Regions from separate parts of the Mus musculus genome. Here region 2 is linked to region 1. A link is a loop called in an ENCODE intact Hi-C map of the cell type or tissue named here. Cell type or tissue: heart. All regions are shown on one strand. Each heading gives the region's core, and the rest is flanking DNA. Links, peaks and the distances in the headings are about the cores only. Region 1 holds the start of Pcmtd1 (protein-L-isoaspartate (D-aspartate) O-methyltransferase domain containing 1). Region 2 overlaps Pcmtd1 (protein-L-isoaspartate (D-aspartate) O-methyltransferase domain containing 1).

Region 1 (15,576 bases), core at 7,024-12,023:
TCGCAAAACAAGTTTGGGAGACCTTAAATTACCTGGTATCACCTGACAGACCAGACAAAGAATCTAAGAGAAGCTGTTGTGATTTACATAATTACATTCTACATTTATAACACACTAAGTTGGAAGAAATCAAAGAAATTTCACTAGTTACCTTTGCCAGAGCATCACTGTAGCTATTTGTTTGGAATTTCCTTCACTGAGATAGGGTCTCATGCAGCCTAGGCTGTTCTCAAACTCATTTCATTGTGTGTGTCTGTATGTTACACACACACACACACACACACACACACACATATCATTATTGTTATTTGTATCATTATTTGTAAGTAAAATAATTATTTGTAAGTAAAATCCTGATACTGTTCTTCACTTCCTTGCTATTCAAGAAGACTCTGATGTTATGTATGTGTGGTATATGCATGTGTATGTGCATGTATATATGAAAATGTATGTGGAAGTGTGCGTGCACATGCATGAATAAAATGGCCAGAGGTAAATTTTAAGTGCCGTCTTCAATCCACCCTACTGAGACAGGTCTCTTATGGAACCTGGAGCTTACCAATTCATGTAAACTGGCTGGCCAACAAGCCCCCAGGATGCTCCCTTCAGTCTCCTCCCAGTGCTAAATTAGTAGGGAAGCTATTACTGTCACTGGGTTTTCACTCAGGTTCTGGGAATCTAAATTCACCTCATGCTAGTGTGGCAAGCACTTTGCCAACTGAGTCATCCCTTGAGCCTTTCTCATACTCTTCAGGTGCACAAATACATTGTTCTTGTTTACATATCAAAGCTCGTGCAATGGTTCTGCCAACCCATGAGCAGGGAAAGGCCCACTGAAGAGGAAAGTTCTTTAGCTTTGCTTCTTTCAGTACTTTAAGTCTCCCACTTGAAAATACAGTAACTTTATAATTAAAGCATCGACTGTCACATAAAAGACCACGTGGCCTTGGAGGGCAAGGCGTTTTCTTCATGATACTAATGATACTATTGGGGAGTCTGCTCCCTAAACAGGTTTTGTGTTCAATATACTACAACAGGCTACAACTGTCAGTTTTTCATCAAGATATCAGAGGCAAACTCTGTCAGAACAAAAAGTTATTCCCTACACCTCTTGGAAAGTTAAAGCTATGCCACAACACGGTCTCTGTTTTCAAACCAGCCATCCTGCTTGTACTACATGGTGGTGGGTGGCAAAGAAGGAAACCAGTGTTAGAAAACATGTACAACCCAAATAGGAAATGGGAGAGCCCAGGTGAGCAGGCTCTAATTATCTCTTGCTAGAGCTACCTCTACTGAGAATTACCCAGGCATCACCTGAGCACCACTTTAATGCCTTTCAAGAGCTCCCAGCCACCAGGCACTTCTTAAATTCCTATCACCTCTATCAGTGTCACAGTGGGGACCAACCTACAGCAAGCGCTTGTGGCAAGTTTCTAGTGTTAACAATGTCTAAACACTGAACTACTAAACATGTTCATAGTGGAAAAACTTGTATGGATGGAAAGCCCTTACAGCACACTCTCAATTGTTATAGCTTCTAGCCACGTGATCTCACCCTCCTCACTCATCACCCATGAACCATCATCAGATCAGAAAAGATCAGATCAGAAAAACATCCACTATGGTTCAAAACCACAATACCAGAGAGCATGGGGCTTCGTATGTTGACTACTTTGAATGTAGAAAACTTACTGAAGAGCCTCAGGAGCAAGCAGGCCCTCTGACTATCTTACCTTACCCTTTCTTATCCTGCTCCATTTCCCTCCAAAATAGGCTAGAGAAATGAGTATTCCTCCTCCCTAAAGAAGGTCACAGAAATTATAGTTCTCACCCCCAAAAGTGAGCCATAAAATCTAGACATTTTATCTTAACCTTCCCATATCCTCTTGTATCAAGAGTGGGTCATGAAAAGATTCCGACCTAACTTTTCTGAGAGATCAATTTCCCCTCATCCAAGCATACTGACCTATACCAAGTGAAAGGCACAGAGACACCAAGGAAAATCTTTACAGACAAATTTTCCTTCCTCTCAGGCACTGAGCCAGATCACACCTTTTGTCTAATTACATTCCCATATGGCTATCCAGATTACCCATTCTTCAAACCCAAATATTAAAGTCGTTTTCTGGTCTCTGAATCTTCACGCCTCCAGTGTCATACAGTCCACTGAGTAAAAAGCAAAAAGTGTGCCATGCTTTTTTCCTGTCCACCTGTCTCACTGCCTATAAACAAAGGTCTATTTGTTTCCCTCCTTGATATAGTCTCACTATGTAGCCCTAACTGTCCTGAAACTCCATATGTAGACCAGACTGACCTTGAACTCAGAGATCTACCTGCCTCTGTCTCCCAGGTGCTGAGATTAAAGGTGGGGGCACCCTCTATTTCAGCTTTTAAACTTGATTTTCCCTGAGACTAGAGACATGGCTCACCAGTTAAAAGCACTAGCTACTCTTCCAGACAATTCCCTGCAATCAAATAGTGTCTCACAACCATGTATAATGGGATCTGATGCCCTCTTCTAGCCTGCAGGCATTCATATGGACAGAACCTTCGCATACATTAAGTAAATAAATATTTTTTAAAACAAGAATCTGATTTTCCCCTCACCGAAAGTTCAACTACTAGGAGTTTTGTTTATTTGTTCATTTGTTTGGGCTTTTTTGTTTTCTTTTGATTTTTCTTTTGATTTTTCCGGTGGTGACAGTGAGTCTAGGGACTGAACTCAGAACCTGATGTAGCATCCAATCTGTGTGAGCATCCAGATGATTAGATGATTACAACTTCCAAATATAACAAAACAAAAACAAAAGAACACACGTGATTTTGCTAAATCTTTTCAATCTCTGCATACACAGAAGAAACTGTGAAGTGGTTCATGAGAGTTCTGCAGTTCATTAGGAAGCTGGGTCAACTTGACAGCATGGAAAATTCACATACCAAAACACTGATTTTTTTACAAACTCAGTATACCAAGGAACCAAGCACTCAAGTAAATTAGTTTTCAGATGAGCAATCTACCATTTCCTAATAATCTGAAAAGAATCCACATTATCTATTGTGGAAAGCTTTTGCAGCTCCTTGCCAGGAATTCAACATTGGGCCAGGACTCAGAAGTAAGCTCAGGCAGTAATCTAGAACAAATACCATAGGCTTCAGGCAAGAATATGACTTTGGGCTAGGACAGGGAAGTAGGCTCAGAGATCTTGGTCATCCTGATAAGCACTTAGAAACAGTGATCATGGGACTTTATTGCACTGCTAGTTCCTTGACTATTTGTGTTTATTGCCTTGCTTGTTCCTTATTACTTGCAGGTAATTAATATGATATAAAAGCAGATTGGGAAAAATAAATTCACCTCAGCCTCAGAACTGGCTGGGGTCATGCTACAGTGTTGTCTCATTGTCATTTTCTTTTTCTTTAATCCTCCCTCATGCCCTGGAGAACCTGTTGATTGGCTGGCTTGGTCAATCGACATAACTAGAACAAGAAAATAGAATTGTTAGACACACAGAACTCTATCTAGTAAGCTCGTGGTGTGTATTTATGTGTCAAGAAAGAAAAGGAATACAGAACAAACAGAATTTTGAAACAAAAATGTGGCAATGAAAATGAAATGCTTCTTACATGTCAAGGCAGTGGAGTTTCCCAGTCACTCGCCAATTCCAAATTAATAACTTAAGAATTGGCTTCTCCTTCCAAGAACTTCACAGTTAGTTACAATGGCTGGAAGTTTGGGAGTAAACAGGATCATCCTAGAGGTATGTAAACAGGCACAAGCTACCAAAACACTAACCAAGAAAGGGGAGCCTGACCAGTCTTTCATACAGGACTTATTTTTAAAAATAAAGATGGAAAAAAAAGCAAAAAGATCCCAAGAAATGGACAATGCATGAGAAGAAAAAAGTATGGTAAAACTGAAGGTTTTGGGGGCCCAACGCTAAAGTCTGTTAAAACACAAAGTCAGTTTTTTAAAAAGCACTGGGTTGATTTAATACAGACAACGCAGAGGAACTAGGCAGATGCCTGCAGCATCAATTCTAGCCCCTCCACATACTAGGCCCTCCCTGGTTTCTTTACAAGTGAACTAGGGTAATAGCACCTGCTATATATCACAAGGACCAACGAGAACAAAGTGCTAGTTGTGGGCATGTGGCGGGCATACATATTGTGTGTGTGTGTGTGTGTGTGTGTGTGTGTGTGTGTGTGTGTGTTTGTGTGTGTTTAGGGTCTTTATTTGTCACAAATCAAAGACCACATTCAGGACGTTTTTAGAACAATTAGTCTCAGAAACAGAATGAAAAGCAAAACCGAGAAATCAGAAGTATCTTAAGGTATACACATCTGCTAGAAGAACAAGAAAAAAAGGCACAGTGTGATGGTTTGTATATTCTTGGACCAGGGAGTACGGCCTTGTTGGAATAGGTGTAACCTGTTGGAATAGGTGTTTCACTGTGAGTGTGGGCTTAAGACCCACACCCTAGGTGCCTGGAAGTCAGTCTTCCACTAGCAGCCTTTGGATGAAGACGTAGAACTCTCAGCTCTGCCTGTGCCATGCCTGCCGGGATACTGCCATGCTCTCACCTTGATGATAATGGACTGAACCTCTGAACCTGTAAGCCAGCCCCAATTAAATGTTGTTTTTTATAAGACTTGCCTTGGTCATGGTGTCTGTTCACAGCAGTAAAACCCTAACTAAGGCAAAAGTGGTACCGGGGACTGGGGTATTGCTATGATAGGCCGCCGGACCATGCTTTTATTTGAAAGAAAGTGGATTTGGGGACTTTGGATTTGGAACACAGTGGAATGCTTTAAATGGAGCTTAATGGGTCATCCTAGTAGGAATATGGAAGATTTTGTTGCTGGGAGTGATTTGAACTATATTAACCTGGCTCAAGAGATTTCAAAGGAGAAGAATTTCAGATTGTGGCATAAAGACTGTTTTTGTGGTATTTTGGTGAAGAATGTGGCTACTTTTTGCCCTTGTCTGAAAAGTCTGCTTGAGGCTAAAGTGAAGAGACTCAGAATAATTGCATTGACAAAGGAAGTTTCAAAGAAGCCCAGCAGAGACTTTGTTCTCTTTAAGTCTTATGAAGAGAAGTTTGAACAAGCATAGCAAGCCAGTAAGGAACATCCCTCCGTGACCTGTGCATCAGCTCCTGCTTTCTGACCTGTCTGAGTTCCAGTCCGGACTTCCTTTGGTGATAAACAGCAACATGGAAGTGTAAGCTGAATAAACCCTTTCCTTCCCAACTTGCTTCTTGGTTATGATATTTGTGCAGGAATAGGAACCCTGACTAAAACACACAGTGACAAAAAATACTAGTGAGAATAACAGACAGTAAAAACAAAAATTGGGGTGACCTTTTGATTTGGGGCCTACATGACTAAGAAAATATTCTTTATTAAAATAAAGAAATAAGAAAGAGTTATTCAGTTCACAATGTAACAAATTCAAAGTAACAGAGTGGTACCCAATAAGAACTTATCAGAGAGAATAACACAGGCAGGGAATCTCAAGGTTAAAGAAAATGAGCTAGTGATGCAAAATCAGGACACAGGAGACAGGGGACAAGCAGATGAAATCACAGGCACAGCTAGAAAAGGAAGCTGAGAACCAAAACCAAGGATACCCAAGGCAGAAGGACCATTGCTGGGTGATGGCTCAGAGCAGGCAGAGACTACAGTCACAGAAGGACTATTGCTGGGTGATGGCTCAGAGCAGGTAGTCACAGTCCTTCACAGCGCTTCACGTGTGACAGCTCTTCAACTGCAGTGAAATGAACTACACACTGAACAGAAGTGGGATTGTTGTACAAAGTTATTAATTATTCTAATTCTATTCCCACCAGGACAGAATAAAGGATACTTAATTAATAATTAGATATTATTCCAATATCTCAAAACTAAGAATTGTAACTCCATCTCCTTCTGCATCCATACATCTGATTCTAAGCAATCTTTTAAAAACTACTTTCTTTCTCCCTTTGCTTACTGACAGTCAATTCTCAATTTTCAGCCCCCTCTTCACTACTTTGGCTTCTTCCTGCAATCCCAACTTTGGAAGAACAACTCTGATGAAATCTAAAATGGCTGTTCTTAAAATTCCAAATGGAATGTTAGTACTCTCACATTTTGGTATGTAATAAACGTTGTGTTTTTTACACTGACCAAAGATAAACAAAGCCAAACAAAGCCCAAAAAAGGGAGAAATTAATAATGGTGGTGGTGGTGGTGATGATGATGATGATTTAAGCTGCAGATATAATTCCTTGTGCCTTTTATTTATAAAAAGAAAAAGGAAGAAACACAAGACCCCCAAACACTTGATTTGTCTCTAGCTACTCACATTAACAAGTCCCCAAAAGACTTTTCATGATAAACTAAAAAGCAAGCTTTCCCATCAGGCAAAGGACTGTTTTTAGCAGGAATCACGGAGAGCCTCAGACATGCCAGGAGCTCCAACTCCAGCCATTGCTTTTAATTTCTGAACACACTTAGCACATTCCCAACTCTTCCCACTTCTATAACTGAAAGTTAGTCTGTTGAAAATATTTTTCTGGGCTGAAATATTTTCGTGTGCACCAATATGAGACATCCAATACAGAGTAAGAGATAATGAATGGCAGATACTTAACACCTACCTTGTTATCCTGAGCAAACAAGAACTGCTCAAATCTTTAACTATACATGGGTTTCTCCTCAAATGCATAATTTGATCACACTTTATTTGAACTCACTACTGGTCATAGTTCCTTAAACTACAGTTAGTCACACCTGCCAGAAAATGAAAGTATTATATACTATAAGGCACAAACCCCAGTAACACATTTTTAATTCCCATGCAATAAGCAAAGTTTAATTTTGTCTACTTTGTATTCTTTTCAATTTACAGTGTTTCAGCTATTTTAATATGAAACCACCAGAAACCTCATCGAAAACGACACCAGGATAGTTTCCTACACTTATTTTCGATATTTTTGATAAGGCAGTTTCCATTCAGGAGGACAAGGCAGGGCCATAAATGCAGTTCAGGTACTCAGCCCACCCAGAAAAGCAGAGCAGGCGCTTAGTCAGGCACTCCAGGCCTGAGCTGACTGACCACAGAAGCAGGAAGACACTACTTAGGCTTTTATTTAAAAACAAAAAAGTACCAGCATATTGTTGACAAAAACAACGAAAATACCATAGATCTCTTCAAGTCTTTTAAGTTCGATTCCTAAATAAATGTGCACAATTGTGTCTATGATTTTAAGGACAGGCCTGTTTGGAATAAGACGGTTGCCTATGATTACTTTAGTAGACTGTTTCCCTTGGAAGCTAGCAAGATTAGCACAATAATGCGTGCAGAACCACTTTTCTTCCACTTTCAGACTTCTCCCTAGGGTTCACCTTGCAAAATATTTAATCCGTGGTGGGTTTTTTTTTTTTCTTATTTGAGTACAAAATTTCTAAATGGTGACTTTCTACGAGTTTCATCAAAAGTAGCCTCCTAGAGTTTAAAGAATTAAATGCTGCTATCTAACCATATGGTATTTAAACTTTATGACATAAAGAAAAAGTAAACTTTGTGTAATCTTTAGGCAGTCATTCCCTCTCATGTAAACTCTGAGGTCTAAGCAAAGACTAGCAACCTGTTTCATATGAAAGTATCGCATGTGGCCTTAGATACTGTGAAAGTCAATATATTAAGTTGCAAAATACTGGCACGTAGGCCAGGCACAACAGCTCCTGTTTGATCCTAGCACTCGGGAGGTGGAGGCAGAAGCTAAGAGTTCAAGGTCAGCTTCCACAGCACAGGGGGCTCTATCTCAGCTTGAGCTATAGAACTGCGTCGCAAATCACAAAACATACAATAAGCTTTTAACTGACTCGCTACTGAAAGTGTGAAGCCCATGCTAAACAGTAACATTTAACAATAAAGTATGTTTTTAAAAAAAAGAGTGGAGAGTTCCGTATACTACTGGCCCAAAAATCTATATTCTATATAGGACTTTAATTTTCGTCTATAAACACACTCCTCACTTGCACCGACAAAATCCTGAAAGGCTGGATGCATACATACACTTGGGATCGGGTTACTCTGAGTAGTGGGAGCGTAAATATTGGGGTTGAGGTCCAGGACAGAAAGAGGGCAGGAGTCTTGTGTCTTCATTGTTTGGCAGCTTTTTTTTTTTTTCTTACAGAGCACGCAGTACTTTAGCTCCATTTCTAAGAGCATTCCTCCTCCTCCTTCTGTACCCAAATTCTTCAGATTTGTAAACGCACAGCTGTGGTTTCACGATTTTAAAAGAACACGCATAAAAGCAATAAGCTGTAAAACACCTTGGCTCTGCAAAACAGCTCGCCCTGTCTCTCTCCATCCGTTCTCCCGGCTGGTGTCTAAAATGCCAAAGCAGCGGACGCGGACCGCACTTACCGAAGGCGCAGAAGACGCTCACACAGCGGCAGCGCCCGCTCAGTCCCTGAAGCCCCGTCCCAGCCCCCGCGTCACGAGCCTGCGTAGGCGGGAGCCCTCCAGGCCAAAGCAGCGGCGGACCGGCGGCGGGCGGAGCGCCGCAGAGACAGCCGACTGGCCCGGCACAGCGTCCGCCAGCGCCGACGCGGGAGGGCGGAGCCCGACCCGCAACCCGGGACCCGGGCAGCTGGACTGCCCTAGTCGCCACCGCCTCCTGGGAGCTGCGCGTGCGCGGGGCGCCCTCCGAAGAAAGATGCCAATCAACGGGGCCTGGGAACACCCCCACCCTCAGCTGGGTTGGACTCCGCCCTCTCGCTGAACGCCCTGCCCCTTAACCAAACAACGCGAGGCTTGCCCAAGCGGCTGGCAGCTCCCGCGGATGCCGCGAGAGCTGGGGCTCCTCCTATTCTGTCGCTGTTTTGTTTGTGTGCTGCGTAGCTCGGGAGCGCAGGGTCTGGTGACTCAGTCCGTCCCCAGCTCCGCCTCCGGTCGGCGTTTTGCCGACTGGATCTACGAGGCCACTTCATCTCCAGCCTCTCCGCGGGTCTCTGTATCGGGTGATGGGGAGGATGCCTGCAGACCCGGCGCGCACCCAATGACTGGCGGCGGTGCATGCGTCGCCCCCTGTGCAGGCGCAGCTGACGCCTTCTTGGTCCACGCCGAAGCCCCTGCCTGTGTCGGTGTCGGGAAGGAGTGCTTGTTGAGAAGTGGCGAGGGTCAGAAGCAAGGGGGAGCATCTACATCTGTAGTCCTCCGCAGTAAACATGTCGATTCCTACTTTGGGACTGTATTTTTTGTTTGTTTGTTTGTTTCCAGCACATAAAAAGACACTGCTTTCCCAATGCTGTAATTTGTAACCAAATGCACGTTCCAGATGTGGTGGCACTGGCTTGTAACCCCAGCACTTGGGATGCTCAAAGTCTGCCTGTACTACATACATATATCAAGTCCCTATCAGGAAAACAAAAGGTCTTGAGGCCTAGGTTGCTGTCACCTACAGTAACCTTGTGTAAAGTGTTTAAGAACAGAGTAGTAAAATGAGAGCTTCCAATCACTTGAAAACTGGAACAAAGTTAACTTATGCGATGGTCTGACTTTCAGCTCACCTTTATGTCTCAAGTACGAAGTTAGATTTGGTGGCCTTTTAGCCCTTAGACTGAGGCTGTGGGCCGGATTCCTTAGTCCTATCTTTGTGTCTCTCCTAGAACCAAAGCACCCCTGGACAGGATGGGATCACATAACAGTCTTTGGGGGTTCGGTTTCTGATACTCTAGGCAGAAATTTTAGCAGGTGAAAATATTTTATCGAGTGGATGTAACGGCTCAGGGTGGTAATCCCAAAAGCTCCGCAGGTGACAGCAGAGATCAGTAGTCCAAAGTTATCTGCAGATACTTCATTTGAGGTCAGCCTGGGTTATATGAGACTGTCTCAAAAAAAAAAAAAAAATATATATATATATATATACATCTTACCATAAACATAATAAATCACATGATAAATTAGGAAGGTTTGGGAGTTTTAACAGAATCTCCAGGCTGTCCTCAAATGTGAAATCCTCCGAGCCTCAGCCTTCTGAGAAATCACAGATGAGTTCCACTTCACCTGTTTTAAAATAACAGTGAGACACTAGAAAACATTTTGGTTTTCTTTTTCTTTCATTTCAGTCCCTATGGGAATTTTTTTTGTTTGTTTTGTTTTGGTTTGATTTTTTAAGACAGGGTTTCTCTGTATAGCCCTGGCTGTCTTGGAACTCACTTTGTAGACCAGGCTGGCCTCGAATTCAGAAATCTGCTTGCCTCTGCCTCCCAAGTGCTAGGATTAAAGGCGTGCACCACCACCGCCCGGCTGGGACTTTTTTTATGTAGGCCTTTTTTTCTATTGAATAAGAGCTAAACACAGCTTTATTTTTCTTCTCTTCACCTTCAAGGGCTGAGATTAGAGGTGTGCAAAAATGATGATGTTTAATAAGAGGGATGCTAAGTACTGTGTTTATAAAACAGGACCAGGGGTTTCTCTTCTACAGCAGCTAAACTGGAAAGAATCATGTAATAACTTCTGTGTATACACCTGGTACCTGCCACCTACCCATGTTTCTAATTATGCCCCACGTCTTGCCTTTGCACCTGTCATTTCTTATATATCCTCCCACAACTTCATAATCTGGGAAGGCTGGATACTGAGTACCAAACTGCTTCCAAATTTTAATGCTGTGCTACACCGATGATACTTGTCTTTGTTATATTGGTCAATTTTTAAGTTGTTTCATCATCCAGATTTATGTAAAGATTTTAGACTTTATATAGCCTGCAGGCAATTTGTTCTTGGCATTCTCCATCCACTGTTGGAGTAAGCCTGGTCCTGGGAACACTAGCAACACTTTTATTCTTCATACCAAGTGACTTCTACTTTATTACTAAGCAGAAAATAACACAGTATAGTACAGGCCTGGCACTCTGTTCATAAAACCACGCAGGCAGAATATCACAAATGTTCAGCCTAGTGGTCTTTCATCCCAGCACTAGAGAGATGAAAGTAACAGGACCAGAGTGCAAACAGTCAAGTGGGTCTCTATGAGTCCAAGGAGAGCCTGGGCTATATCAAGTTCCAGGACAGCTAAGATTATAGAAAGAGAACCTGTCTGAAAACAGGAAGGGAGGAAGGAAGGAGAGCACTACTATCTCTCCCAAATGACCTTGGTTCAATTCCCAGCACTCATAAGGCTGCTCACAACCATCTATTATTTCCATCCTAGGGGATATGAAACCATCTTCTGTCTTCCACAGGAACAGAGGGCATTGATGTGCCCACAAAAATTCAGGAAGCCACTCAAGCACATTAACATAAAAAATCTCAAAAAAAGAAAAAAAAAAAAACTCCTTTTAAAAAGTTCAAGGACATTCCTGCCTACATGGTGAATTTAAAGCATGCAGAAGCTGTGTGAGACTCAACCTAAAACACCCCACCCCATTGCACCCAAAACGGGGAAGAGGAACTATTCTGTCATTTAATTCATAAGACATCTGTCATAGTCAGGGTTTCTATTCCTGCACAAACATCATGACCAAGAAGCAGTTGGGGAGGAAAGGGTTTATTCAGCTTACACTTTCATACTGCTGTTCATCACCAAGGATGTCAGGACTGGAACTCAAGCAGGTCAGGAAGCAGGAGCTGATGCAGAGGCCACGGAGGGATGTTCTTTACTGGCATGTCTCTCCTGCTTGCTCAGCCTGCTCTCTCTCTTTTTTTTTTTAAATTTTTTTATTAGGTATTTTCCTCATTTACATTTCCAATGCTATCCCAAAAGGCCGCCATACCCACACCGCCCACTCCCCTACCCACCCACTCTCCCATTTTGGCCCTGGTGTTCCCCTGTACTGGGGCATATAAAGTTTGCAAGTCCAATGGGCCTCTCTTTCCAGTGACAGCCAACAAGGCCATCTTTTGATACATATGCAGCTAGAGACAGGAGCTCTGGGCTACTGGTTAGTTCATATTGTTGTTTCACCTATAGGGTTGCAGTTCCCTTTAGCTCCTTGGGTACTTTCTCTAGCTCCTCCATTGGGGGCCCTGTGATCCATCCAATAGACTGTGAGCATCCACTTATGTGTTTGCTAGGCCCAGGCATAGACTCACAAGAGACAGCTATATCTGGGTCCTTTCAGCAAAATCTTGCTAGTGTATGCAATGGTGTCAGGGATTGGGAGCTGATTATACGATGGATCCATGGATATGGCAATCACTAGATGGTACATCCTTTCATCACAGCTCCAAACTTTGTCTCTGTAACTCCTTCCATGGGTGTTTTGTTCCCATTTCTAAGAATGGGCAAAGTGTCCACACTTTGGTCTTCGTTCTTCTTGAGTTTCATGCTTTTGGCAAATTGTATCTTATATCTTGGGTATCCTAAATTTTTGGGCTAATATCCAATTATCAGTGAGTACATATTGTGAAAGTTTCTTTGTGATTGGGTTACCTCACTCAGGATGATTCCCTCCAGGTCCATCCATTTGCCTAGGAATTTCATAAATTCATTCTATTTAATAGCTGAGTAGTACTCCATTGTGTAAATGTACCACATTTTCTGTATCCATTCCTCTGTTGAGGGGCATCTGGGTTCTTTCCAGCTATTATAAATAAGGCTGCTATGAACATAGTGGAGGATGTGTCCTTCTTACCAGTTGGGATATCTGTATATATGCCCAGGAGAGGTATTTCAGGATCCTCTGGTAGTACTATGTCCAATTTTCTGAGGAACCGCCAGACTGATTTCTAGAGTGGTTGTACAAGCTTGCAATCCCACCAAAAATGGAGGAGTGTTCCTCTTTCTCCACATCCTCGCCAGCATCTGCTGTCACCTGAATTTTTGATCTTAGCCATTCTGACTGGTGTGAAGTAGAATCTCAGGGTTGTTTTGATTGCCATTTCCCTGATGATTAAGGATGTTGAACATTTTTTCAGGTGCTTCTCTGCCATTCGGTATTCCTCAGGTGAGAATTCTTTGTTCAGCTCTGAGCCCCATTTTTAATGGGGATATTTGATTTTCGGGTGTCCACCTTCTTGAGTTCTTTTTATATATTAGATATTAGTCCCCTATCTGATTTGGGATAGGTAAAGATCCTTTCCCAATCTGTTGGTGGTCTTTTTGTCTTATTGACGGTGTCTTTTGCCTTGCAGAATCTTTGCAATTTTATGAGGTCCCATTTGTCGATTCTAGATCTTACAGCACAAGCCATTGCTGTTCTATTTAGGAATTTGTCCCCTGTACTAATATCTTCGAGGCTTTTCCCTACTTTCTCCTCTATAAGTTTCAGTGTCTCTGGCTTTATGTGGAGTTCCTCCATCCACTTAGATTTGACTTAATACAAGGAGATAGAAATGAATCAATTCACATTCTTCTACATGATAACAGCCAGTTGTGCCAGCACCATTTGTTGAAAATGCTGTCTTTTTTCCACTGGACGGTTTTAGCTCCCTTGTCAAAGATCTAGTGGCCATAGGTGTGTGGATTCATTTCTGGGTCTTAAATTCTATTTCATTGGTCTACTTGTCTGTCAATATACCAGTACCGTGCAGTTTTTATCACAATTGCTCTGTAGTACAGCTTTAGGGCAGGCATGGTGATTCCACCAGAGGTTCTTTTATCCTTGAGAAGAGTTTTTGCTATCCTAGGTTTTTTGTTATTCCAGATGAATCTGCCGATTGCCCTTTCTAATTCGTTGAAGAATTGAGTTGGAATTTTGATGGGGATTGCATTGAATCTGTAGATTGCTTTTGGCAAGATAGCCATTTTTACTATATTGATCCTGCCAATTCATGAGCATGGGAGATCTTTCCATCTTCTCAGATCTTCTTTAATTTCTTTCTTAAGAGACTTGAAGTTCTTATCATACAGATCTTTCACTTCCATAGTTAGAGTCACGCCAAGGTATTTTATATTTTTTGTGACTATTGAGAAGGGTGTTGTTTCCCTAATTTCTTTCTCAGCCTGTTTATCCTTTGTGTACAGAAAGGCCACTGAATTGTTTGAGTTAATTTTATATCCAGCTACTTCATTGAAGCTGTTTATCAGGCTTAGGAGTTCTCTGGTGGAATTTTTATGGTCACTTATATATACTATCATATCATCTGCAAAAAGTGATATTTTGACTTCTTCCTTTCCAATTTGTATCCCCTTTATCACCTTTTGTTGTCTAATTGCTCTGGCTAGGACTTCAAGTACAATGTTGAATAGGTAGGGAGAGAGTGGGCAGCCTTGTCTAGTCCCTGATTTTAGTGGGATTGCTTCCAGCTTCTCACCATTTACTTTAATGTTGGCTACTGTTTTGCTGTAGATTGCTTTTATCATGGTTAGGTATGGGCCTTGAATTCCTGATCTTTCCAAGACTTTTATCATGAATGGGTGTTGTATTTTGTCAAATGCTTTCTCAGCATCTAACGACATGATCATGTGGTTTTTGTCTTTGAGTTTGTTTATATACTGGATTACGTTGATGGATTTCTGTATTTTTAACCATCCCTGCATCCCTGGGATGAAACCTACTTGGTCAGGATGGATGATTGTTTTGATATGTTCTTGGGTTCAGTTAGCGAGAACTTTATTGAGGATTTTTGCATCGATATTCATAAGGGAAATTGGTCTGAAGTTCTCTATCTTTCTTGGGTCTTTTTGTGGTTTAGGTATCAGAGTAATTGTGGCTTCATAGAATGAGTTGGGTAGAGTACCTTCTGTTTCTATTTTGTGGAATAGTTTGTGAAGAACTGGGATTAGATCTTCTTTGAAGGTCTGATAGAACTCTGCACTAAACCCATCTGGTCCTGGGCTTTTTTTGGTTGGGAGACTATTAATTGACTGCTTCTATTTCTTTAGAGGATATAGGACTGTTTAGATCATTAACCTGATCTTGATTTAACTTTGGTGCCTGGTATCTGTCTAGAAACTTGTCCATTTCATCCAGGTTCTCCAATTTTGTTGAGTATAGGCTTTTGTAGAAGGATCTTATGGTGTTTTGGATTTCTTCAGGATCTGTTGTTATGTCTCCCTTTTCATTTCTGATTTTGTTAATTAGGATGCTTTCCCTGTGCCCTCTAGTGAGTCTGGCCAAGGGTTTATCTATCTTGTTGATTTTCTCAAAGAATCAGCTCATTGATTGGTTGATTCTTTGAATAGTTCTTCTTGTTTCCACTTGGTTGATTTTGCCCCTGAGTTTGATTATTTCCTGCCATCTACTTCTCTTGGGTGAATTTGCTTCCTTTTGTTCTAGAGCTTTTAGGTGTGTTGTCAAGCTGCTAATGTGTGGTCTCTCTAGTTTCTTTTTGTAGGCACTCAGACCTGTGAGTTTTCCTCTTAGAAATGCTTTCATTGTGTCCCATAAGTTTGGGTATGTTGTGGCTTCATTTTCATTAAACTCCAAAAAGTCCTTAATTTCTTTCTTTATTCCTTCCTTGACGAAGGTATCATTGAGAAGAGTGTTGTTCAGTTTCCACGTGAATGTTGACTTTCTATTATTTATTTTGATATTGAAGATCAGCCTTAGTCAATGGTGATCTGATAGGATGCATGGGACAATTTCAATAGTTTTGTAAATGTTGAGGCTTGTTTTATGACCAATTATGTGGTCTGT
Region 2 (15,576 bases), core at 3,561-8,560, 51 kb before region 1:
CAACCTTCTCAGTTTACACAATGTTACTTGTATGTATGTTTTTAGTGCTGACCGTTTGGTATTGGATAACCAATTGGTGTGCTCTTTCCTGAGGAAGACCATTTCTCCCACTCTCAGCATTCTTAAGGGAAAGTTTGTATTTATATTTGATTTTTCTTTTATATGCACTGTTGCTTTGTGTGTCTGTGTGATCCCAAGGAGCTAGAGTTATAGACAGTGGTGAGATAACACGTAGATGCTAGGAATTAAGCACGGTTCCTCAGGGAGAGCAGCAAGTGTTCTTAACTACTTAGCCATCTCTCCAGACCCATCTTAATGAAATCTCCTAACGTTTTCTCACCTAACTTGTTTTTCATATCCTATTAATACAAGACAGTTAATAATTTCCAGAGCAGAGGGCGGTGGTCCAGGTGTAAGCCCAGCACTCAGCAGACTGAAGCAACAAGTCAAGCTGGAAGCCCCAACCCCACAGCAAACCTGACACTACATTTTTCCTCAGTAACATATTAAGGACTGTTTTCACACACACTATAAATATACACACAGTATAAATATACTCTATTCATAGCTTATACAAATATTTGTTTAAAAATGAAACTGTTTACTTTTAAAGCAACAAAGAAGCCTATCTTTGTCACTTAATGATCAAGAAGTCATTAACATTTAAAAGATAAAAATATATTAACATAAGGCAGAGTTTATGGACAGGAGAGGTTGTCAGCAACTAAGAGCATGTGCTGCTCCTGCAGGTTCAGTTCCCAGCACCCATGCTGAGCCAGCTCCAACATCTATAACTTAAGCTCCAAGGAGATCTGACCCCTCTGGCCCCACAGGCACCTGCGTACTTATACACACACTCAAATGCAGACACACACACACACACACACACACACTTAAAAACAATAATGGTAAAAAAAATACATAGAAATGAAATAGCAATGCTACTATAGTAACAGAATGTGCTCTCAACTAGAACACATCAAGTTGTCATTAATACAGGACAGGGCTGATAGTTAAAACTCAGAAAGAGCACCACAGGAAAATAAGACACAGGAAACTAGGAAGGCAGACCATTTGCTTCTGAAAACAGACACTGGAAGGTCTACAGTAGGAAATACATCTCGGCATTATACACTGTAAAAATGTGTTTTGCTCATAAGCTTGCAGAACCCATCAATCAAAACCTAACAAACTAGAGCTGCAAAGATGGTGAATAGTGAGTCTCATGCAAGTGTAGAAAACCAATTCTGAATCCTCAGAACCACGTAAATCCAGGCTCCTGGACTGGTGTAACTACAGACTGAAGGCAGAGTGAGAACCCCAAAGCTCACACGCCAACTAGTCTGGCTATGCAGCAATGAACAACAGAGAAATCCCGCCTCAAACAAGGTCAACGATGATGACTGAAAGTGAGGATGTCCTCCTGCATGCATGTGCCCTGCCCCCACCACACCTCCACACAAAATGTTAAAGCCACACATGGGTTTAACAACGTCACCTTCAGCTACATAGTCTAGTCAAGGCCAACATGGGTTGCATGAGACCCTATCACAGGAAAAAAGAAATGCATTGTTTAATTTTAAAGCAATATAGAAGTATATCTTTAGCAGTTAATCAAGAAGTCATTAACACTGAAGTAAATTTAAAAGATAAAATATATTAATAAAAGGCAAAATTCATGGACAGGAGAGGCAGTCAGCAGGTAAAAGCATGTGCTGCTATTTTAGAGGACCCAGAGAGAGGATAAAAAGGAAAAATAAAACAAAAACAAAAACTATGAACATTTAGATTTTTAAAGATATATTATCATATATATCAAAAAACAGTACAAGTTGGTAATGAAAAAAAAAGAAACTACTCCAGAGGAAATGTAAATGTGACTTTGTATTCAATACAATCCAATGTTAATTATTCACATACACCAAGGCAGATTTTTATGAAATAATAAGGGCTTCATTTAGATATACAATTATAAAGACAAAATACTAACACGTGATACAACACTTAACAGTTAACTTTTTAAAGAGAAAATAGGAACAGGGTCGGTGTATAAAATAAATAAGAGGGGGCTGGAGAGACAGCTCAGCAGTTAAGAGCAGTGACTGCCTTTCCAGAGGTCTTGAGTTCAATTCCTAGCAACCACATGGTGGCTCACAACCACCTGTAATGGGATCTGGTGCTTTCTTCTGGTGGGTCTGAAGACAGTGACAGTATACTCACATACATGAAATAAAAAAATAAACAAATGAAAAAATAAATAAATAAAACAAATAAGAGTTCCTATGAAATATGTAGGTATTCTAGATATTAGAAATTATCTTTAAGACTGCCTTAAGCTCAGTTATGATAAATAACAAAAATAACAAAATTCTAATATAATAAAACTGAAGACTATCTTCTTTTAACAATTATTCCTAGCTCTACTCAGTTCACATATTCATTAGTTACTCGATAATTAAAGTGTACGTGTAAAGGTCAATAATTACTAGGCAAAATACAATAACTATTTTCTATTTACAGCAGCGTCACTTTGATGCCCACAGTTGGGGCAATGTAATGTGGGTACACAGACACCTATCGGGCAGCCACCCAGGAAACCCAAGAGCTTTCCACTACACAAATGAAGCACCCTCTGCTGTGGACATTTTTTTAGAGCTAACTCACAAAGCACAACCCAGACAAAAGGACTAACACTTAGCTGGAAAAACTGAAGGGAGGACGTGATCAGATGTACAATTTTATTTAAGAACATTAAGGCAGAACTGTCTGCTTGTTCTTCCCTGTGGGACAACCTAGGGTTAAGTGACTGACTACTTCCTGCATGTTATTTCTTACTCTAAAAGGAATCCTAAGGATCGACCACTGCTTACTTAAAAGTACTCCATTTGCTCTAAAGTGTAAGGCAAGTAAGAGAGCAGCAGAATTATGATGCACCCCCATTCCCACTTACACACCAGGTTAGGGACAGAAGAACGCTAAAGCCTATAGAAGTAGTTCTCAGCCACGATGGCACATCGGTAACCTGGAAACTTAAGTAGGACAAACTGGACCTGTTTAAAGCTATCATGCCTGGGTCCTACTGCAGATAGGTCAAAGGCAATCCCTCTGGGGTATGGCCTAGTCAGGCTAAAGTAATAACACACGACTAGGCCTCTAATGCATAAAAATACCTCCTAATTTTTATACAAAGTCCAATCTGATTATCTAATGTGCACACACACACACACACACACACACACACACACACACACACACACACGGGTCTATGTAACTCTGCCTGACCTGTACTGACTGCCATTTGAGTTAGTCTTGACTTCTCAGCAGTCTTTTTGTCTCAGGACAGCATTATAGGCATGTATCATCATGCCCAGTGTAGTCTGAGTGATTGTTACTGTTTTGGACCATTCAAATCCCTGTTTTCATTTGTAAAGTATTACCAACAGTTAACAAATATTAATATAAGAAATCATTTGCCTAACCCTAATATTTACCACAAGGGGGAGTACATGAACTGGTTATTTGGTTTTTATGATACCAATATAAAGTCAATGACATTAAACTATATATATTAAAATACTTTTTAACAAATTATATTCATTACTAGTAACTATAATTATATAAGATAAGACTTTAGGAAGTATAAGTAAACTTGTAGACTGTGACAGGTAAAAAAAAATGAATTATAGATAGTATGTCAAAGCATAAAGAGCCAGGTTTAGTGACAAATGTATTTAATCCCAGCACCTGGGAGGTGCAAGCAGGAGGAACAGGAGTTCAAGATCACTTTGGGCTACACCTGTAAGCTCAAAGTCAGCCTAACCTACATGGGCTATATCCCTGCCAATAAAACCAAACATGGAGGTGTGTGTGATTCCCAGAGTTCTCACATTCTATCTAACACTGATTAAAGGCAACTACTGTCCAACTTTTCCTAAGAATCGCTATGTAATAGTTTATTCTGAAAATGAGAAATTTCTCTCTCTTCTAGGTTTGGCAAAGTCTCATAAAAAAAAAAAAATCCTAGATTTTGCCAGTAACACCTTGCAAGGCACCTGACCCTTCTAAATCTATGTAGATAACTACTAGTTTCTTTTTACTTCATTTTCACTTCTTATTTGGGTTCTTGAGATAATTCCTCATGAGTTTCTGTTATTGGCTTGAGACGGTCTCATTGTAGTTCAGGCTAGCTTTAAACTCTTGAATTTGTTATGTAATTAAGGATTTTCTTAAAGTCATGATTCTCTGGCTTTCACAAAAATTTACATAGCTACAGATCTTGATCCAACAAAATTAATTTCCCCCAAATTCATTTTCATTGGCTTTTTCCCACTTCTTCTGAATTAGGGCCTTACTTTGTGGCTCAGCTAGCCTTGAACTTCAAGCCTCTTGTTCTGTACTGAGATTACTACAATGCCTACCTACCTCAATTTTACTGCAGGCATCCAGGTCCAGAAATGACTAACTCATGCTGAAATGTGAATTTATTGAGCAGAATGAAGAAGTACTAATAGGAGAAGTGCTATTATTCTCTATTAGGTATTTTCAGCAGCTGATATAGGGTCTAATGCAAATACTTCATAGAAGCATAATAAAGGAAAGAAATTGCAAATTTATATCAAAGCTACTATCAGGCAATTAGTAAATCTTACAAATAAATATACTAGATTAAAAACAAATTTAATAGAAAAATCTTCAGACTGATTACATACTTACTTTCTATCTGTAAGACAACCTTTCTTCTTGTTTCAGGCCTACTTTCTCCCTATTAGATCACATAAATATTATTTTTAAAGAATCAGGTATCCTCAGGGTTTTACATTACAGTGGAAGTGGGATGGTCGTTGGATTAAATGCAAGAAGAAAAAGGAAAGCTGTTTCAAAGCATGCCTTCTGATATGTTGAGGATTTGAACTCTGGAAATGAGTCTGTTGCCTTCTCCACAGCAGGAGACTAAAAAGGCTGGTATTCAAGTCTTTACCTTGCATAGTTCAGAAGGAAACTGGACTTTCACCAAGAAAGGGAACATGGGACGAAGAGAATATAGTGAAATTTTTGTATTGTATGGAAAAGAATTGAGGGAAGGATTGAGATAAGGACAGGGTAATTTCCTATGTATCCTGAAGAAATAGTATGTGACCACATTTGTAAGGATAAAGACTGTGAGTACTCTCCGAATTCCGTGTCTAGACATGGGTCAGTTAACCCTGAGGTTCTGGAAATTCATGGATTCTGTAACATTCGATGAAACTGAAACCAAAACAAAAGAGAGATCCATTCTTCAATATAGGCTAAAGACAAAGGTTTGTTGTTGTTGCAGTTATTTAAGTGAACAAGTCATTTACAAAAAGACAATAGAAGGAGATCTGGAAATTAGATACCCAAGGAAAGGGGAGTAATGCTACGAAGCACTGACTTCAGGATACACGCAGCAGCTGTAAATGCCTGAGCAGGAACTATGTATGACTGTTTCCTTCAACATTATCCTTTTGAGGCAGGAAAGAGATGTGCTCCTGAGGCCCTAACCCTCCCTGATGAGCTATTAGCAGGGGAGGGGTATTGACTTGTTCAGTAGTACAGATACTGGTAAGTTGCCCATGCACCAGTAAGGAATCCCTACTGTGTTCACATAACTTAACTTTGCCTGAAACAAAGATAGAGAGGGGAAGAGTCATGAAAAGAAGGGCTCAGCAAGAGCAGAAGAGAGGGTAGTGAGGGGGCGAGTATGATCAATAAGATTGCATTACTCTTATGCTCATACGCGCACACACACACTCCCTCTCTTCCTAGACTGGAATGGGCTGACTCTGTCAGAAGGCAGACTCAAAACAGAATGTGAGGACCAGTTCCAGAAAAAACAAAACCATCCCCGCAAACCAAGCATGGCTGTGAATTACAATTAACTGCTGCCATGAGTCGATGCATTCAGCTCAACATTCAACACAACCTAAATATGACTGCACCACAAAGAAACAGTTGTACAACTGTGGGCTTTATATTACAATTACAAGAGCTGTCCATGAATTCTCTCACATGAACAGGGGAACAGATGCAAAAAACCAGTAATTTTCTGAAAGTAACCTATTTTTCTAGTAATGATGTTCTGCAGAGTCCTCTGTGTGTGTGTGTGTGTGTGTGTGTGTGTGTGTGTGTGTGTACATGCATGAAATACAGAAACAAAGATACAAAGAGATGGAGAGGGAGAGGGAGAGGGAGAGGGAGAGGGAGAGGGAGAGGGAGAGGGAGAGGGAGAGGGAGAGGGAGAGGGAGAGGATCTAATTTTACAAACTAAAATCATCCTGGTAGAACGTACTTAACTTTACAAGCTAAAATGAGCTCAGAATATGCCTTGGCTATGATAGCACCAGGGACTGTTGTCATATTTATGATTCGAGCTCCACTCACAGGCCTCCGTGCAATGCAGTTTCTTGCTCAGCACAAGCAAGAGGAGAGAGTTCTTACACTTCTGCTGGAACATACACAAGTGACTCAACATCTCTGCTCCTCTGCACCAGATCTGCAAATGACACCAAAAGCACTGTTCAAATGGGGTCACAAAAGCAGCGCACTCATGGAGAAGTCACTAAAGTGCTGCACTCATAGGAACTACAAAAGCTCTACACTCATGAGATATCATAATAGCACTGCACTCACAGTAGGTAACAAAAACAGTGCACTCATGGGGCTACAAAGTCACTACTACACTCACAGAGTGTCACCAAAGGCCCGCACTCATGGGGGGCGGGGTCAGGTCATAAAAGCACTGCTCTCATGAGCCTTACAACTAAATTTGACAAAAAGCAAAGAGGACCATTTGCTACACAGATGATCCAGGTTGGAAAGATACTAATACCAAAAACAGCCAGGTAGTTCAGAATCAGAAAGAAACACTGTGCTTTCTCACATAGGGTAGCTCTTAGATTTTAATCTCTACACTCTGAGCAACTGAATGGGAGAATAAAAGCTGCCAAAGCAGGAAAGCAGTCCATGGTACAGGGAAAAGAATTTTAAGAAGGCAGCCAAGAAGAAAAGAGAACATGTGATATTAAAGGGCACATTGAGGAAAAAAAAAGGCAGGAGGAGCTTGGGCAAAAATCAATCAGGAGGAAGAAAGTAGGTAGGAAAATGTCACAAAGGAGCCTGATATTTTGTAAACTGATTTTTAAAATAAATTAAAAAAAACATGCTAATAATGCAGTCCAGGCCATTGGGATAGAAAAAAAAAAAAAAGACACACAGATGACTATACAGGACTAAGCAGCACAGTGTACACAACATGGCGCTTTGCCAGCTTAACTGTGATAATAAGAGAAACCATTCTCAAGAGAGATTTGCTCACAACCATAACCAAGTTACTTTTCAAGAATACTCTCCATAATTACTAAAAAGACGGAAATCTTTCTTTAAAACACAGGATAGAGGATCAAGACTCAAACCAATGTTTAATGTAAAAAAACAGAATTTCTCCTTAGCATGAAACATGACGTCTGCAGAATGTTTGATCTCACCAGGAACAAAGAGTTGGGGCAAGACCATTCTAAAGAAGTCCTTACAGAGTCTGAAGAAACATAAAATTCTATGCTAATAAATGCTTATAAAACCATAAATAAACAAAAACAGTAACAATAACATACAACTACTGAATATTGCCTAATAGAGGTTTTTAAAGACTAGACTGTGGCAGTTTACACCATGTTACCATTGAAAAACTCACTGAGTTAAAGACTTAAAAATGGGTAAACTTGAGGCTGGAGAGAGAGCCTCTATAAGAGCACTGGCTGTTCTTCAAACTCACTTCCCAGTCCGCGCATGGCTACTCACAACCCTTTGTAATTCCAGTTCAATGGGATCCTTCTGGCCTCAAAAGGACCAGGCACACGCAAGTTTCACCGACATTCACACAAGCAAAATACTCACACATACAGAATAAAAATAAAGAGGAAAACAGTAAGATCTCCAGTACATAAGCCATTCCTGATTAAAACAAGAGGAAATGAGAGAAAGCACGCGGGGAAATACGTGAACATTTTCTGAGGGCAAAGGAAATGTAAGCACTCTAAATAAGGATCATTTACCATCCTGCAACAAGGCATGCAGACCAAACAGGATGGTAGTGCACACTATAACTAACCAGCAGCCCCTCAGGACAAGCTGCCAATGAGTCCCCTGCTTGTGGCCTGCTCCACCTTTAAGAGTGCACGCTGTAGAAACCACCACAGTGGCAGTGTTCTCAGCACTGGAATGATTATGGGACTCTCCTTAGTCACTTCTGATAATGAAAGAATTAGTCAAGAGGCTAGGAAAATAAAGTATTTAAGTTGGATAACTATATGTATGTATTACTGCTCTTACTAGAACTATAGTTTCTATATTACAGGTTCTATTTGGAAAATAGGAATAAATCCCCAAGCCAAAAAGAAACGGTATTAATGAGGAACCACCTTCACCTGAATCAGCAGCTGTAAGAATGAAGTAACGGTAATGGTTTGGTATTTAGTTCATTACTATAAGGTAAAAGATTTGGGCCCCATAATTCTGTGTGTTTGCCCAGCTCACTCTTTCTGGCATCTTCCCTCACCACCACCATGGTGTGAATGACTGTTCTGGCGGATGCTCTCAAGAGCATCAACAATGCTGAGAAGAGAGGCAAACGCCAGGTCCTCATCAGGCGTGTTCTAAAGTCATCGTTCAGTTCTTAACCGTGATGATGAAGCATGGGCACATTGGTGAATTCTAGATCATTGATGATCACAGAGCTGGGAAGATTGTTGTGAACCTCACAGGAAGGTTGAACAAGTGTGGAATTATAAGCCCCAGATTTGATATTCAACTCAAAGACCTAGAGAAATGGCAGAACAACCTGCTCCTATCACTGCAGTTTGGCTTCATCGTGCTGACAACCTTGGCTGGCATCATGGACCATGAAGAGGCAAGATGAAAACATACAGGAGGGAAAATCCTGGGATTCTTTTTTTAAATGTAAATCATAAATAAAAAGCCTTCGTGGACTGTGAAAAAAAAAAGATTTGGGAAGCTTATTTTTTCTTCTCTTCAACTTCTCTCTACACAGGAACAAAGACAGTGCTGAGAGTCCTTTGTAAAAATCCTGAGCTCTGGGAAGACAGTTAGGTGAGCAGAACATAATTTATTTTGACTTTAAAACCAAAGGTGATGTTCTAATGCAACATATTAGGACTTGAAGCAACCTAACTCTTCAAGTGTGGAGCAAAATTAAATTTATGGATAACTGCTTCAAGTATACCTTAACTTTCCGAAGAAAACTCTTAACTGCCCCTCTCTGAACAAGAATGCTCTAATTCTCGCCTATCCTCTATACTCATTTCTGAATGAGACAAGAACCCCCATTCCTTCATTGGGGACCTTGTGCTCCGTCCAATGGATGATTGTGAGCATCCACTTCTGTATTAGCCAGGCCCTGGCAGAGCCCCTTAGGAGACAGCTATCAGGCTCCTGTTAGCAAGCTCTTGTTGGCATCTGCCATAGTATCTGGGTTTGGTGGTTGTTTATAGGATGGATCCCCAAGTGGGGCAGTCGCTAGATGGTCATTCCTTCAGCTTCTGCTCTGAACTTTGTCTCTGTAACTCCTTCCATGAGTCCCCAATGTAGGCTACAGAAAGTAAGTAACCAAGGAGATGAAGGGGTCTGAAGCCATAGAAGGAACATCAATATGAACTAACCAGTACCCCCCCCCCCCCCAGAGCTCCTTGGAACTAAACCACCAATCAAAGAAAACACATGGTGGAACTTGTGGCTCTAGCTGTATATGTAGCAGAGGATGGCCTAGTCGGTCATCAATGGGAGGAAAGGCCCTAGGTCCTGTAAAGTTTCTATGCCCCAGTATAGGGGAATGACAGGACCAGGAATGGGAATGGGTGGTTGGGAAGCAGGGTTGGGGGAGGGGATAGGGGATTTTCAGAGGGGAAGCTAGGAAAGAGGGTAACATTAGAAATGTAAATTAAAAAATCTAATAAAAAATGAAAAAAAAATGGGGAACAGATCTACACAGAAAAGAAAGGAAGAAAGGAAGGAAGAAAAGAAAAGAAAAGAAAAGAAGAGAAGAGAAGAGAAGAGAAGAGAAAAGAAACCCCCAAGTGGCATCTTATTTCTTAACTGCATATTACCAAGCCAGAGATGCCCTACTCTCCCAGCTTCTGCCTGAATCCCTGTAACAAGACTGTAGCAAGCACATGCTGAGGAAAAGGCTTCTGTAAATGTGGTCATTGCATAGGCAAGAACCACACCTGACTCACAAACTCAGAGAATTACAAGCTTTCTGTAGGCAGTCCTTCAGGTCCCAGTGACTTGTTCACTTGCCCTCGCTCTGATTTAACACATGGAATACAAATCAATATAAGGTGGTATAGTGTGAGAATAAGGCTTCTAGGGCAGCTTAATAGATTAAAACTGGGTTGGAGAGATGGCTCAGCAGTTAAGAACACTGACTGCTCTTCCAGAGGTTCTGAGTTCAATTCCCAGCAACCTCAGGGTGGCTCACAACCATGTGTCTGAAGACAGCGACATACACATATATAAAATAAGTAAATCTTTAAACAAAATAGATTAAAACTTAGTTTTGACCACTGCTTCATAGATGTTCTTTCTGTCTTCTTATATCTAAAAATAACTAGAGTTCTAATAAAAAGTAATAACTGTAGTGGTTTGAACAGGTATGGCCCTCATGTGTTTGAATGTTTGGCACAAAGGAAGTGCCACCTATTAGGAGGTATGGCTTTGGAGTAGGGGTGGCTGTGTTGGAGGAAGTGTGTCACAGCCCTAATTAAATGTTTGCCTTTATAAAAGTTGCCTTTGTCAGAGTGTCTTTTTATAGAAATGGAAACCCTAAGACAGAGTTGGTACCAGGTACTTAGGTATTGCTGTGATAAACCTGACCATGTTTTTGTTTGGAGGAGTGTGGATTTGGGATATTGGATAAAGAAAGCAATGGAATGCTCCAAGTGGGGCTTAATGGGCCCATCCTAATAAAATTATGGATGACAGTGGTGCTGAGGATAATTTGAAGTATGGGTGCCTGGTACAAGAGGGTTCACAGAATAATAGTTTTCGTATGTTGCCTAGAGATAATTCTTATGATATTGAGGTGAAGAATATGGCTACATTTTTGCCCTTGTCCAAAGAGTCTGCCTAAAGCCAAGGTAAAAAGATTTATATTGAATGCATTGACAAAGGAAATCTCAAAACAGCCTAGCATAGAATATCGTGCAGTTCACTCTTAAAGAGGGTTTTTGATCAAATGTACAAAGCTGACAAAGGAAAAATTCAAAATGTATGATTCAAGAATTAAAGGGACACCAGGAAGTAAAATAGAACTAAATCCTGTGTCCAAAGAGATAACCAGATTGAAGATATTAAATGGAATTAAAGGACTGGCAACTCAAGGCAAGATTCCACAAAGCTAAGCTGCCATCTTATAAAGAGGATATTCCCCTGCAGCTGTATGAGCAATAGTAATATCATGTTAGATGTTATTACAACCTGATTACTGTTTATGATTTGTGGTCACACAAGGTATAATAATTATATCATAAGGTGTTGTGACCTTCCCCCCAGCCTTGAGTGGGCTGATTCAGACCTTGTGTTCGCCACAGCCAGCTAGGGTGGAGTCTTCCAACTTAGGTAAGGTCTATTGTCCAGCCACACCTGCTGCTTCCTCCAAGATGCCACTACACGTTGAGAGGCTGAACCTGTCTTCCCGATGAGATCCTGACAAAGCAGCGAGATCCTAGCACAAGTGGGGGATGGGTTCCCCCCACCCCTTTATAAGTTCAGACTCAAAAGTAAACATTGGGCCTTGATCAGAGAGCTTTGTCTTAGCTCTTTATTTCTCTTGCAGTCCATCCCATACAGCCCCAGCTTTCCCTTCAGAACCCAGTAACCTGAGGCCACTGGCAGCAACAGGTGACAGCTGCAGGAGGGGCCTGAAAACCGGAAAGAATGACTGAGGGACACTGTCTTGGTGGGGCACCACAAAAAAGGAAAATGGTATACTACACGGTAAGCAACATAGAGCATTAATGTTAGTGCTACAAATTTCATCTTTTGAAGGCTGTTGATTGAGAAGGTGCAAAAAGGATATAGGCTAGACTGATTCAGCATCGGCCCAACACTGATATTAGCTAGGGGCTGACATTGGAAAATAGGACTGGAAAATTCTAAACAGGCATTTGTCCTCAGTCAAGAACTGCATCAGGTGAGAGGAGTAGGGCATAAAATAAAATAGGAGTAAATAACTGAAAAAAAAAGGAGGGGGGGGAGATGCTAGATATACAAATGACATGAGAGAGAGTGAGAGGGAGAGGGGGAGGGAAAATAAATTTCAGAGCTCTCCAGGGACAGAAGGAAGTCAGGAGACATCCTTAGTTCTGGTTACATCAAGTTCTCTACCCTCTCTCCATTGTCTGTGTTTGGTGCACCAATCTATCCTTGTGTCAATTTATGTCTGTTTTTGTTTCGTTGTCTGAATGACTATTCTATGTTTTATGTTGAGAAGAAGAAATGGTTAAAACTTTCCTGGCTATCTATCTCTTGACTCAGTCTCAGTTGCAACAACAGAGGCTGATTTAAGTTGCCCGCACCCTTAGCCAGGAGTCGAGCACAGCAGGAGGGGCCCTGCTGAAAAGCTGCTTTTAAGAGGGGTCAGCAGCTTCTCAAGTTCTAAGGCAATAAGCTGATAATTGTTTTTTCCTAGAAAAATCTGCAATTATGATTAGTGGGTTCAGCAAGTAACAAAGTGCTTTTTCTCTTGAAATTGTAGCTAGAAAAAAGTAAAAATTCTTTGTTTGGTCTAAATTTATAAGATCCATGTAGCTGCTTCATTTGGTTTCTAAAGATATAAATATGCTCTGCATGTCTTGGTCATAGACCAAGCATTTTTATACTTGGCTGATAAGTTACTGGGAATGATTAAAAGGGTATAACGTTGGTAATAAGAAAGTTAGCTTAAAACTGATAACTCAGGGTTGGAGTCATTTTAAACAACACATAGCATGAACCAGCCCAGGAAACCAGGCCTCGAGAGATACTTCTAAATTGGGATAATATTTTATGTAATTATAAGGGATAAGATTTAAAACAATGTCTCTTTTATGAAGCATTAAAAGTTGCATTGTCATGCATTCACATATAAGAATTGGCAGCCAAACATCGTAATGTCGTAACATGAAAGTGAAGCTTCTAGTATTGATTCTAAAGAGAATGGATTGTTTAAAATTGGGTTGTGCTTTCTAAACGTTATGGATATGCTTTAATACTGCAAAAGAAACTTAAAGATTATGGTTAAAATTGCCATTGTTCCTTCCCATTGGCTGCATTTGCAGTTTGATCGCAAGTTTAGGATTTTTGACTCACCCATATTTTGTAATTAGGATGATGGCTAGAATAAATAAAAGTTAAAAACAGATGTGGCCAGTATGGGGCTGCTGCCCCTTTTACACGAGCTTAATTGGATACAGTGGTAGAAGGAAAATCTAACCCCCAAGATTGGAAAGGAGATCTCAGTGAGAAAGTATTTGTTAACAAACCAGCTCCTGATGAACTTTTTCAGGATTTTGTGGATACACTACTAAAAACGGGTAGTAGAATTTTTGGAGGTTTTCGAGCAGGGGTTCCTTTTTTCTTTTTACACAATTGTCTTATGAGAACGCTAATGCAGCTCTCTGCTGCCATCCAGCCATACAAAGAAAAGACAGACTAAACTGGATATATTCGTTCATCTTTGTGCAGAAATTGGCTATTGGTTGCTGACTTGCAGGGAACTACAGTACAAACAATGCTGTCACAGCACCAAGGTTCTAAGGAATGTTTAAGTATAAATCATTTTAGGAAAGACTGTCCAAAGATAAGAGGCAAAGACAGAGAGTAGAATTGCTCTTCTGGAATCTGTCCTCACTGCAGGAGGGATAATCTTTGAGCCAGGACTCAGGCAGTATGTATGATCATATTAAGAAATATTTACATTTGAGTTAATGCAAAGCTCAGAGCAGCCTCAGCAAGGCTTATGTGGCATTTCTATTGTTTTGCAAACCCTGCCTAGGGAAGTTTTTGGGGCCTCATCTCTCCTTGCACCCAGGGAATTATTTTTAAGCCAAAACACCATTATTACAGACCTATCCAGGTTCAAAGTCAGCATTTATGAAAGGCCAATGCAGCTGTGGTACTTCTAGAGGCATTACAATCTGACCTGCCTACTCCATATAGAATTATTATGAATTTGGAAAGATGTTTTTCCTTTTGCATCCTGATAATTGTAAAGGGTTTGCTTCTAGTGAGTTTATAATCATTGAAAGGTTTTGCCTCTAGGAATGCCTACTAGCCTTACATTATGTAAAAAAAAAAAAAAAAAAAAAAAAGGTCTCTGCTTTAATACATGACTTTGAATCTTTCCATGTGCATTGTTTATTATATAGGGAATAGTTGTTGCTCCAGAAAAGATTCAGACGCAATATCTTTTTCATTACTTAGGCCCTCAGTTATATCATAGAAAAATTGTGGTACAGAAAATTCAAGAAAGGAAAGATGATTTGCTTATTTCAAATTATTTTCAAATGCTTCTAAAAGATGTTTATTGGCTAAGACCTCACCAAAAGCTCAGCACAGGAGGACTTAGGCCTTTGTTGGATGTTATCAAGGGAGATACAGACAAAGAACTTTGCAAAAAGTAGAATGTACTGGCTAGTTTTGTGTCAACTTGACACAGGCTGGAGTTATCACAGAGAAAGGAGCTTCAGTTGGGGAAATGCCTCTACATGATCAAGGCGGGAAGGGCCCCTTGTGGGTGGGACCATCTCTGGGCTGGTAGTTTTGGGTTCTATAAGAAAGCAAGCTGAGCAAGCCAGTGGAAACAAATCAGTAAAGAACATCCCTCCATGGCCTCTGCATCAGCTCTTGCTTTCTGACCTGTTTGAGTTCCAGTCCTGACTTCCCTTGGTGATGAACAGCAGTGTGGGAAGTGTAAGCTGAATAAACCCTTTCCTTCCCAACTTGCTTCTTGGTCATGATGTTTGTGCAGGAATAGTGTAGCCTCCCACAAGCCTGAAGCAGGCTGAGCCAGACCTTGACTTTGCTTACCACTAAGGAGATCAGCTAGGGTGGAGCTGCCTCCCTGGATCACTCTATTGTTCTGCCACTGCTGCTGCTGCTACCTGCTGGGAGTCGGCCTAACTATTCCTGAGACTACGCATGGTCACCTGCAGCTGGGCTCCAAGGATGATTTGGCAGGAATGGACTTTCCCCTCTCCTTTATAAAGTGTGTCCCCCATTAAAAATTTAAACTATGAGCAGACTAGCTTGTCTTGGTTCCATTATTTCTCTACCTGCCTAGATTCCCTATTCTCTTCCAGTTCCAAAATGCCATCCAGGATTGAACCTGGACATGAGAGCCGCAGGCCGGCCCCAACAATTTTGTGAACCAACACGGGACCTGGGAAAGGCAGAGGACATATGGAAGAAGCACTGCTAGTTTGGAGCTCCATGGAAGAAGAAAAGAATTAAAGAAAATTTCATACTGGAGAAGCATCAGGCAAAAGGTGTGGTATGGGATAA

What was found. Peaks named below come from ENCODE experiments on the same cell type or tissue, not always from the same donor. Only the 100,000 strongest peaks of a DNase experiment are listed, where the experiment ranks them.
Region 2: it touches region 1 in a loop (4-fold over the local background); 12 of 42 quality-filtered maps call a loop at or near these places.

What each region holds. Positions count from the first base shown.
Region 1 is chr1:7,082,057-7,097,632 of GRCm38, reverse strand. It overlaps Pcmtd1 (protein-L-isoaspartate (D-aspartate) O-methyltransferase domain containing 1), which reads right to left and starts at 8,713. Exons shown (of 6, transcript NM_183028.3): 1 at 8,417-8,713. In heart, for the core only: a CTCF peak has its summit at 9,162; a DNase peak (open chromatin) is centred at 8,702; H3K4me3 peaks cover 2,706 bases; H3K27ac peaks cover 2,167 bases.
Region 2 is chr1:7,129,593-7,145,168 of GRCm38, reverse strand. The region is part of intron 2 of Pcmtd1 (protein-L-isoaspartate (D-aspartate) O-methyltransferase domain containing 1); the gene reads right to left. It also overlaps the pseudogene Gm26983. Among named protein-coding and RNA genes, the nearest start is that of Pcmtd1, 48 kb to the right of the region's middle. In heart, for the core only: no CTCF peak of the experiment used is centred there; no DNase peak of the experiment used is centred there.